Linked DNA regions of Homo sapiens: region 2 is linked to region 1. A link is an interaction called in ENCODE POLR2A ChIA-PET data of the cell type or tissue named here. Cell type or tissue: PC-9. All regions are shown on one strand. Each heading gives the region's core, and the rest is flanking DNA. Links, peaks and the distances in the headings are about the cores only. Region 1 overlaps GRB10 (growth factor receptor bound protein 10). Region 2 overlaps COBL (cordon-bleu WH2 repeat protein).

Region 1 (4,396 bases), core at 300-4,299:
AAATTTTTTAAATCTGTCTAGTTTTAATTAGTTTTTATTAGTTTTAATGAGTTTGACCATAAGGTAAGATTTTCATAAACTTTTTAGAGTCCTTTACAGTTTTTCATTGAATAGCAGATCACTTTTTTTAAGGAAACCCTGTTACTCAGACACATGGGCCCACATTCTGGCCCTGCATCAGTGTGCTTTCATTTTCATGTTCAACCTACAGAAAAACCTAAATCATCCCCTTTCAATCTTAGCCAGCTTGCTCACAGAACTTCACAAGATCAGCCCTTCACACACCCTCAGCTCTGTTTCTGCAAAAAAAAATATCATTAGGATATTGATAGGGACTGCATTGAATTTGTAGATTGCTTTAGGTAGTATTTCATCTTAACAATATTAGTTCCTCCAACACAGCATGTCTTACCGTTTATTTATGTCTTTATTCTTTTAGCAATGTTTTAGTTTTCAGTGTACAAGTAGTTCACCTCTTTGATTACATGTATTTCTAAGTATTTTGTTATTTTTGATGCTATTGTAAATGGAATTGTTTTCTTAATTATCTATTGGATTGTTCTTAATTTATAAACACAAATGGTTTTTGCGTGTTCACTTTGTATCCTGTACCTTTGCTGAACTCATTTACTAGCTCTGATAGTTTTTTATTATGGAATCTTTAGGGTTTTTACATATAAGATTATGTCATATGTCATCTCTGAACCTTGATGATTTTAGTTCCTCCTTTCCAATTTGGATCCCTTTTATTTCTTTTTCTTGTCTCAGTGCTCTGGCGAGGACTTCCAATACTATGTTGAATAGAAGTGGTGAAAGTTGGCGTCTTTGTCTTGTTCCTGATCTCAGGGGAGAAGCTTTTCATCTTTCACCATTAAGCATGATGTTAGCTGTGGATTGGTTACATTTTATTAGAGACCAGAGATAGCCCAGCCCTCTTACTGTATCTAACTATAGTTTACTTGTCCCAAGGAAACTGTTCCACTGGGCTTATGGGACACACATTTTCCTGGCGGAGAAGCCATCTCCTTTGGCAAATACTTTCAAAGGTGATATTTAGGTAATAAAATTGGCATATTAAGTGATATTTTTGACAGTCTTAACACACATTAAGTTTGAAACTTCAGGGAGAAAATAAGAACATATTTCTATATGTCAAACACATCCAGGAATTCCAGAAGGCATATTAGTGAGGGCCAGTGAGTCTCCACGGATGAGCTGGGAGACTGGGAGATGACCACAGCAGGGAGGCGTGCGGCGTGCGTGGGGGGTGTGGGCAGCCTGGTGGGATGTGGCAGAACTGTCACCCAGCGGGCAAGGTGGCCAAGAGGACACTCCTTCCTCTCCCAGGCCCTCAGAGATGTGGGCGAAGGGGAGAGAAACAGGTCCTTGCAGTTAGGGGAGAAGGCAGAAAGAGTGTTTAGAGATGGGGCTAGGACATGGGAGGTGGTGGGGTGAGGTAGAGAGTGAGGAGTCGCACAAGAGTGTGTTTGCTGGTGTGGAAGGCAGAGGCCGCCTGGCTGCCCGCAGGAGACATCCAGGCATGGTCCTGCGATCTGGCAGCAAATGATTTGGGGCACTGATCCACCTCAACGGCTAGGGGTGACGGCCTGTCCAGTGAACCCAAACCGATATGTGTATGAAAATAAATAAATATATGTTTAAATATATAAATATTTATATTCATATGTATTCAATATATAAAGATTTATTTTAAGGAACTTGCAAGTTTGAAATCTGCAGAGCAGGCAGGCTGGAAACTCAAGCAGGAGTTTGCTACAGTCTTAAGCTAAATTCTTGTTTCTCTAGGAAATCTCAGTGTTTGCTCTCAAGGCCTTCTGTGGATTGGGTAATGCCTCTGTTAAGGGTCATTTCCTTTAAGCCAAGTAACTGTAGACATTAACCACACCTACAGAATACCTTCATGGCAATAGCCAGACTGGTGTTTGACTAAGTGACTGGGAATTAGAGCCTGGACTGTTGACGTGTAACACCAGCTACCCCGAGGACAGGCTGACTGTGAGCCGGAGAAGGCTGAGGCCTTGGGGCTGCTGATCATGGCAGAGGTGAAGGGTGGATGCGGGCACAGTTCTCACTGAGTAGGTTGGGGACGTCTGAGCCAGGTCATGGACCTGCTCCCTTCATTGTGCCAGTACTTCCACTGCTATTGACTGCTTCCTTTCAGCCCCAGCAAAGTGTTCTGGGGCGTTCTTTGGTGATTTGAGGGATTCTAGAGAAACTCTTGCAGAAAACATGGTTGGTAGTAAATTTTACAGATCTGGGATGCTTCTGTTCCTTTTAGCTGTGATGAGAATTCCCTAGTGATTTTATATTTTGGGTCTGTGTTAGTTTAGTAAGGCTGTCATAACAAAGTGCCACAGACTGGGGAGGGGGCGAGGGGACTTAAATAGCAGAAATCCATTTCCCGCAGTCTGGATATTGGAAGTCCATGATCAAAGGTATCGGCCGATTTGGTTTCTCCTGAGGCCTCTCTCCTTGGCTTGCAGATGTTCATTTTCTCAAGGTGTCCTGACATGGTCTTCTCTCTGTACAAGTCTGTGTTCTAATATTCTCTTCTTACAAAAACACCGCTTGTATTGGATTAGGGCCCACCCTCATCATCTCATTTTAACTTAGTGACGTGTTTAAAGACCCTCCTTCCAAATACAGTCACATTCTGAGGTACTAGGAGTTAGGGCTGCAGCTTAGGAACTTTGGGAGGATACAGTTCATCCCATAACAGGGTCTTGTCTTGATTTTTGTTGTTGTTATTCTGATTGTTAGAATTAATATCCCTCATTTTATTCGGTACTAGGTGCCGTGGCCCACAGGGGAGAGTATGTAATGAGTTTGTCAGGTTGGATGTCCACTGAGAATTCCGATTTGTTCTATGGCTTGTGGAGCTAGTGTTCACTCAAATGATGTTCTGTGGTCCTGTCCCCAAACACACACACACAACCCCTTCTGGGCTTCTTTGGAATTTGTCTGAATCCCTATTTGCGAAAGCTTGATGAAGTTTGCAGGGTGTTAATAGATGGTATAGGGAAGAAGGGTGAGGCAGTGCAGGAGAGTGCTGGGAATGTGTGAGTTAAATTTAGAGGGTCTGATGTCACCCTCACCACTCTGGGCACCCTTCTACCCCACAGACTTTTGACCTCACAGATGACCTCTCAGGGCACCATAGTTGGGGACCATCTCTGCATGTCAGCAAAAAGCTGGTGCCCCGAGCAAGTGTCCTTACTGAACCTACAAGCTAAGACCAAGAGCTGCCCATTCAGACATGTCACACTTGAACCAGCCATAAGTAGTGGATTTTTTTTTTTTTTTCTGGCTTGGCTTCTCACAGTCTGTCTTTATTCCAGGTGCTGCAGCGCAGTAAATGTAATTTGAAGAAGGCAGAAGGAACCCATGGCTTTAGCCGGCTGCCCAGATTCCTTTTTGCACCATCCGTACTACCAGGTATGGGCGAGCACATATATCTGATCCTGGCCCGATGGTGCTGGTCGAGGGCCAGGGCACACATGTCGCCAGCAGCCATGGATCGTTTCTGTAGCTCTCAGGTCACTAGGACACGCTGGAGCAGGGGCTGGTGACAAGTCCCATGGTGCAGAGGCCCACTGCCCTTTCTGCCTCGGTCTTCTGTGTCTTGCTTTGCCTTGTAAGATAGCGTGGTCATATTCCCGTTTGACTGTGCGTACTTTTCTAAAAGAGTTTGGTTGTAGTACAGAGTTGCCCCCTGAGAGCCGGGCTTCCGTGTTTGGAATGAAGCAAGCACTCACTGTGTTTTTCACCTTCTGGGTCGGGCCAGACACTCCTGATGACGGGTTCTGCAGTGATGGTGGTTGTCGGGACATTCACCTGGACACATGTGCTCACGCGTGAGGGAGTGGGAAGGAGAAAGGGCTTGGTGTCTTAACAGATGTTCTAGAGGGAGTCCTCTCCACAGATTGGCTCTTTCCTTTCCTGAGAGCCCTAGGTGGAATTTTGTGGGAGAACAAGTTCATTTCTGTTCCTTCACTTTCTCTAGCTCTTCTTCATGGGCTGCTAGAACAGTTTCATCTGCAAGTTCCCTTCATCTTCTGAAACAGATTTTATTTGAACTTTCACTTGGTGTAGACAGATTCATTGTTAGGGGATGGTCTTTGGTTCTTTAGATTTGATTCGCGAATCCTGGTTCATCCTTACTCGTGATTTGTCATTGGAAGTACTTACACCATCTCTCCCAGGCCTGTGACTTTTCGGCTGGAGCAGTCCTAGGTTTGGAAGTCCTTTTATATGTTCAGGCTGTGGTCAGCTTTTTGCACTTCTTTGAACTTATTTTCTCTCTTAGTCTGTGAAGTCTCTTTTTAGCTACTGTGATGAGAAATTGCCTACAGCATTATGGCTGCAAAAAGATGCC
Region 2 (4,396 bases), core at 213-4,212, 470 kb before region 1:
GGTGCTCCCACTGCCACCAGCACCCACTTCCCAGGGGTGTCTAGTATCTTCCTTACTGGCACCTGCTCTTCCTTAATCACTTCCTGGAGAGTGGATGAGGGTAAATATTGTCATGGAGATAGCTTTGAGCGTTGTTTGTATCAATGAGAACATTATTGATGCTCTTTTCTTGTAGCATTGGCATGAGAAAGAGGGCACTTTAGGGATTCTTGTAGGATTGGGTTTGCCTGTGGGTTTATGGTTCAGTGTTAGGGCCCTGCAGCTCATGCTCAGGGTCACGGAGGAATGAACGAGTGCCTCTGGCTGATCAGGCACCTAGGGCTTTGCAAATGTTTTTTTTTTTTTTTTTTTTTTTTTTAATTGATCATTCTTGGGTGTTTCTCACAGAGGGGGATTTGGCAGGGTCATAGGACAATAGTGGAGGGAAGGTCAGCAGATAAACAAGTGAACAAAGGTCTCTGGTTTTCCTAGGCAGAGGACCCTGCGGCCTTCTGCAGTGTTTGTGTCCCTGGGTACTTGAGATTAGGGAGTGGTGATGACTCTGCCTTCAAGCATCTGTTTAACAAAGCACATCTTGCACCGCCCTTAATCCATTTAACCCTGAGTGGACACAGCACATGTTTCAGAGAGCACAGGGTTGGGGGTAAGGTCACAGATCAATAGGATCCCAAGGCAGAAGAATTTTTCTTAGTACAGAACAAAATGAAAAGTCTCCCATGTCTACTTCTTTCTACACAGACACGGCAACCATCCGATTTCTCAGTCTTTTCCCCACCTTTCCCCGCTTTCCATTGCACAAAACCGCCACTGTCATCATGGCCCGTTCTCAATGAGCCGCTGGGCACGCCTCCCAGATGGGGTGGTGGCCGGGCAGAGGGGCTCCTCACTTCCCAGCAGGGGCAGCCGGGCAGAGGCGCCCCTCACCTCCCGGATGGGGTGGCTGGCCGGGCGGGGGGCTGACCCCCCCCACCTCCCTCCCGGACGGGGCGGCTGGCCGGGCGGGGGGCTGACCCCCCCCACCTCCCTCCCAGACGGGGCGGCTGGCCTGGCGGGGGGCTGACCCCCTACCTCCCTCCTGGACGGGGTGGCTGCCGGGCGGAGACGCTCCTCACTTCCCAGACGGGGTGGCTGCCGGGCGGAGGGGCTCCTCACTTCTCAGACGGGGCGGCTGCCGGGCGGAGGGGCTCCTCACTTCTCAGACGGGGCGGTTGCCAGGCAGAGGGTCTCCTCTCTTCTCAGACGGGGCGGCCAGGCAGAGACGCTCCTCACCTCCCAGACGGGGTCACGGCCGGGCAGAGGCGCTCCTCACATTCCAGACGGGGCGGCGGGGCAGAGGCGCTCCCCACATCTCAGACAATGGGCGGCCAGGCAGAGATGCTCCTCACTTCCTAGATGGGATGGCGGCCGGGAAGAGGCTCTCCTCACTTCCTAGATGGGATGGCGGCCAGGCAGAGACGCTCCTCACTTTCCAGACTGGGCAGCCAGGCAGAGGGGCTCCTCACATCCCAGACGATGGGCGGCCAGGCAGAGACGCTCCTCACTTCCCAGACGGGGTGGTGGCCGGGCAGAGGCTGCAATCTCGGCACTTTGGGAGGCCAAGGCAGGCGGCTGGGAGGTGGAGGTTGTAGCGAGCTGAGATCACGTCACTGCACTCCAGCCTGGGCACCATTGAGCACTGAGTGAACGAGACTCCGTCTGCAATCCCGGCACCTCGGGAGGCCGAGGCTGGCGGATCACTCGCGGTTAGGAGCTGGAGACCAGCCCGGCCAACACAGTGAAACCCCGTCTCCACCAAAAAAATACGAAAACCAGTCAGGTGTGGTGGCGCTTGCCTGCAATCGCAGGCACTCGGCAGGCTGAGGCAGGAGAATCAGGCAGGGAGGTTGCAGTGAGCCGAGATGGCAGCAGTACCGTCCTGCTTCGGCTCGGCATCAGAGGGAGACCGTGGAAAGAGAGGGAGAGGGAGACCATGGGGCAAGTGCGAGGGAGAGGGAGAGGGAGACTGCAAATGTTTTGAGTTCAGAGACAAAATTTTATTTATTTTAGAGTCTTCCAATTGACCTAGTAACACATTGTACCCACTAGGTGATCTGTAATCGCTTGTTAAATTAAATGTGTACTTTTATGTCAGTTTCCTTCCATTTCCTTAACCAAAAAAAAAAAAAAATGTCCGCTGTACCAAGTACCTATTGGGAAAAGTGATTTTCTTTTTTTTCTTGTGTTTTATTTTCAGCTTTATTGGGAGTGTAATTGACAGATAGAAATGGTATATACTGAAGGTGTATAACTTGATGTTGATATACATATATATTTGTGAAATAGCCACAAAGTAGTTAACACATCCTTCACTTTACAGACTTGTGTGTGTATGTGTGTGTGTGTAGTGAGAACACTGAAGGTTGACTCTCTTAGCACATTTCAAGTATACAGTGCAGTATTGTCAGCTGCAGTCCTCATGGTGGACATTAGACACCAGATCTCCAGAGCTTACTTGTCCTTCGTAACAGAAACTGTGTGTCTTTGACCACCTCCCTATTGCCCAGCCCCTGCAACCACTCTTCTGTTCTCTGCTTCTGGGAGTTCAACTATTTTAGATTCCACATATAAGTGAATCAGGTGGTGTGTTTGTCTTTCTGTCTGGCTTTTACTTAGTGTAGTGTCCTCCAGCTTCATCCATGTTGTCACACGTGGCAGGATTTCCTTCTCTTTTAAGGCTGTGTAATACTTCATTGTATATACGTAACCACATTTTCTTTATCCATTCATCCATTGATAGTCATTTAGGTTACTTCCACTTCTTGGCTATTGTGAATACTGCTGCAATAGATACTGCGAATAGCGCTGCAATAGATATGGGAGTGCAGATATCTCTTAAAAATTCTGATTTCATTTTCTTTCTTTTTTTTTTTTTTTGAGACAGAGTCTCGCTCTGTCAACCAGGCTGGAATATAGTGGCGCGATCTCGGCTCAGTGCAATCTTTGCCTCCTGGGTTCAAGCAATTCTCCTGCCTCAGCCTTCCGAGTAGCTGGGATTACAGGCATGTGCCACCACGCCTGGCTAATTTTTGTATTTTTAGTGGAGATAGGGTTTTGTGTTGTTGGCCAGGCTGGTCTTGAACTCTTGACCTCAGGTGATCCACCCACCTTGGCCTCCCAAAGTGCTAGGATTACAGGTGTGAACCACCGTGCCTGGCCCATTTTCTTTAGAAATATGTACCCAGAACTGGGATTGGTGGGTTATATGGTAATTCTATTTTTAATTTTTTGAAGAACCACCAGACTGTTTTCCATAATGGCTGTACCAATTTACATTCCTGCCAGCAATGTTCAAGGTTTTCCTTTTCTCCACATTCTCACCAACACTTGCTATTTTTTGTCTTTTTGATAAAATTGCCATTCTAACAGGTGTGAGGTGATATTGTGGTTTTGAATTGCACTTTCCTGATGGTGATGTTCAGTATACCTGTTGACCATTTGTATGTCTTATTTTGAGAAATATCTATTCAGATCCTTGGCCCATTTTAAGGGAGTTATTTGCTATTGAGTTGTTTGAGTTCTTTATCTATTTTGGATATTAACCCCTTAATTGGATATGTGGCTGTCAAGTATTTTCTCCCATTCCATAGATTGCACTTCTCTCTGTTGACTGTTCCTTTGCTGGACAGAAAGAAGCCTTTTAGCTTGATGCAGTCCTATTTGTCTATTTTTGCTTTTGCTCTCTATGCTTTTAGTGTCATATCTGTAAAAAAAAAAAAAACAAAAAACCAAAAAACAAAAACAAACAAACAAAAAACTGCCCAGACCAATGTCATGAAGCTTTTTCCTGTGTTTTCTTCTCACAGTTTTATGGCTTCAAATCTTATATTTAAGTGTTTATAATCTATTTTGAGTTTTTTTTTTTCTGTATAGAGTGAGATAAGGGTCAGATTTCATTTTTCTGCATATGGATATTCAGTTTTCCTGGCACTATTTATTGAAGAGATGGTACTTTCCCCATTGTGACTTCTTGGCATCCTTGGCAAAGATCTGCTGACTCTTAATGCATGGATTTATTTTTGGGCTCTCTATTTTGTTCCATTAGTCTACATGTTTGATTTTCTGCAAGTACCATGCTGTTTTGTACACTATAGCTGTGTAAGATATTTTGAAGTCAGGATGTTTGATACCTCCAGGTTTGTTCTTCTTTCTTAAGATATCTTTGAGTATTCAAGATCTTTTGTTGTTCTTTATGAGTTTTTGCATTGTTTCTTCTCTGTTTCTGTAAAGAATGCCAATGGGATTTTGATAGGGATTGCATTGAATCTGTAGATCTTTTTGTGAGATATGGAAATTGTAACAATATTAATTCTTCTAATCCATGAACACAGGACAGCTTTACATTTATCTGTGTCTCCTT

The links. ChIA-PET counts read pairs that join two places held together with the same protein. Peaks named below come from ENCODE experiments on the same cell type or tissue, not always from the same donor. Only the 100,000 strongest peaks of a DNase experiment are listed, where the experiment ranks them.
Region 2: POLR2A ChIA-PET joins it to region 1 with 6 read pairs; 2 of 35 experiments call an interaction of 5 or more read pairs at or near these places.

The regions. Positions count from the first base shown.
Region 1 is chr7:50,731,332-50,735,727 of GRCh38, reverse strand. GRB10 (growth factor receptor bound protein 10) reads left to right here. Exons shown (of 19, transcript NM_001350814.2): 4 at 3,360-3,456. The coding sequence starts at 3,406. Among named protein-coding and RNA genes, the nearest start is that of GRB10, 49 kb to the left of the region's middle. In PC-9, for the core only: no CTCF peak of the experiment used is centred there; a DNase peak (open chromatin) is centred at 1,917; H3K27ac peaks cover 1,249 bases.
Region 2 is chr7:51,205,009-51,209,404 of GRCh38, reverse strand. All of the region lies in intron 2 of COBL (cordon-bleu WH2 repeat protein), which reads left to right. Among named protein-coding and RNA genes, the nearest start is that of COBL, 110 kb to the left of the region's middle. In PC-9, for the core only: no CTCF peak of the experiment used is centred there; no DNase peak of the experiment used is centred there.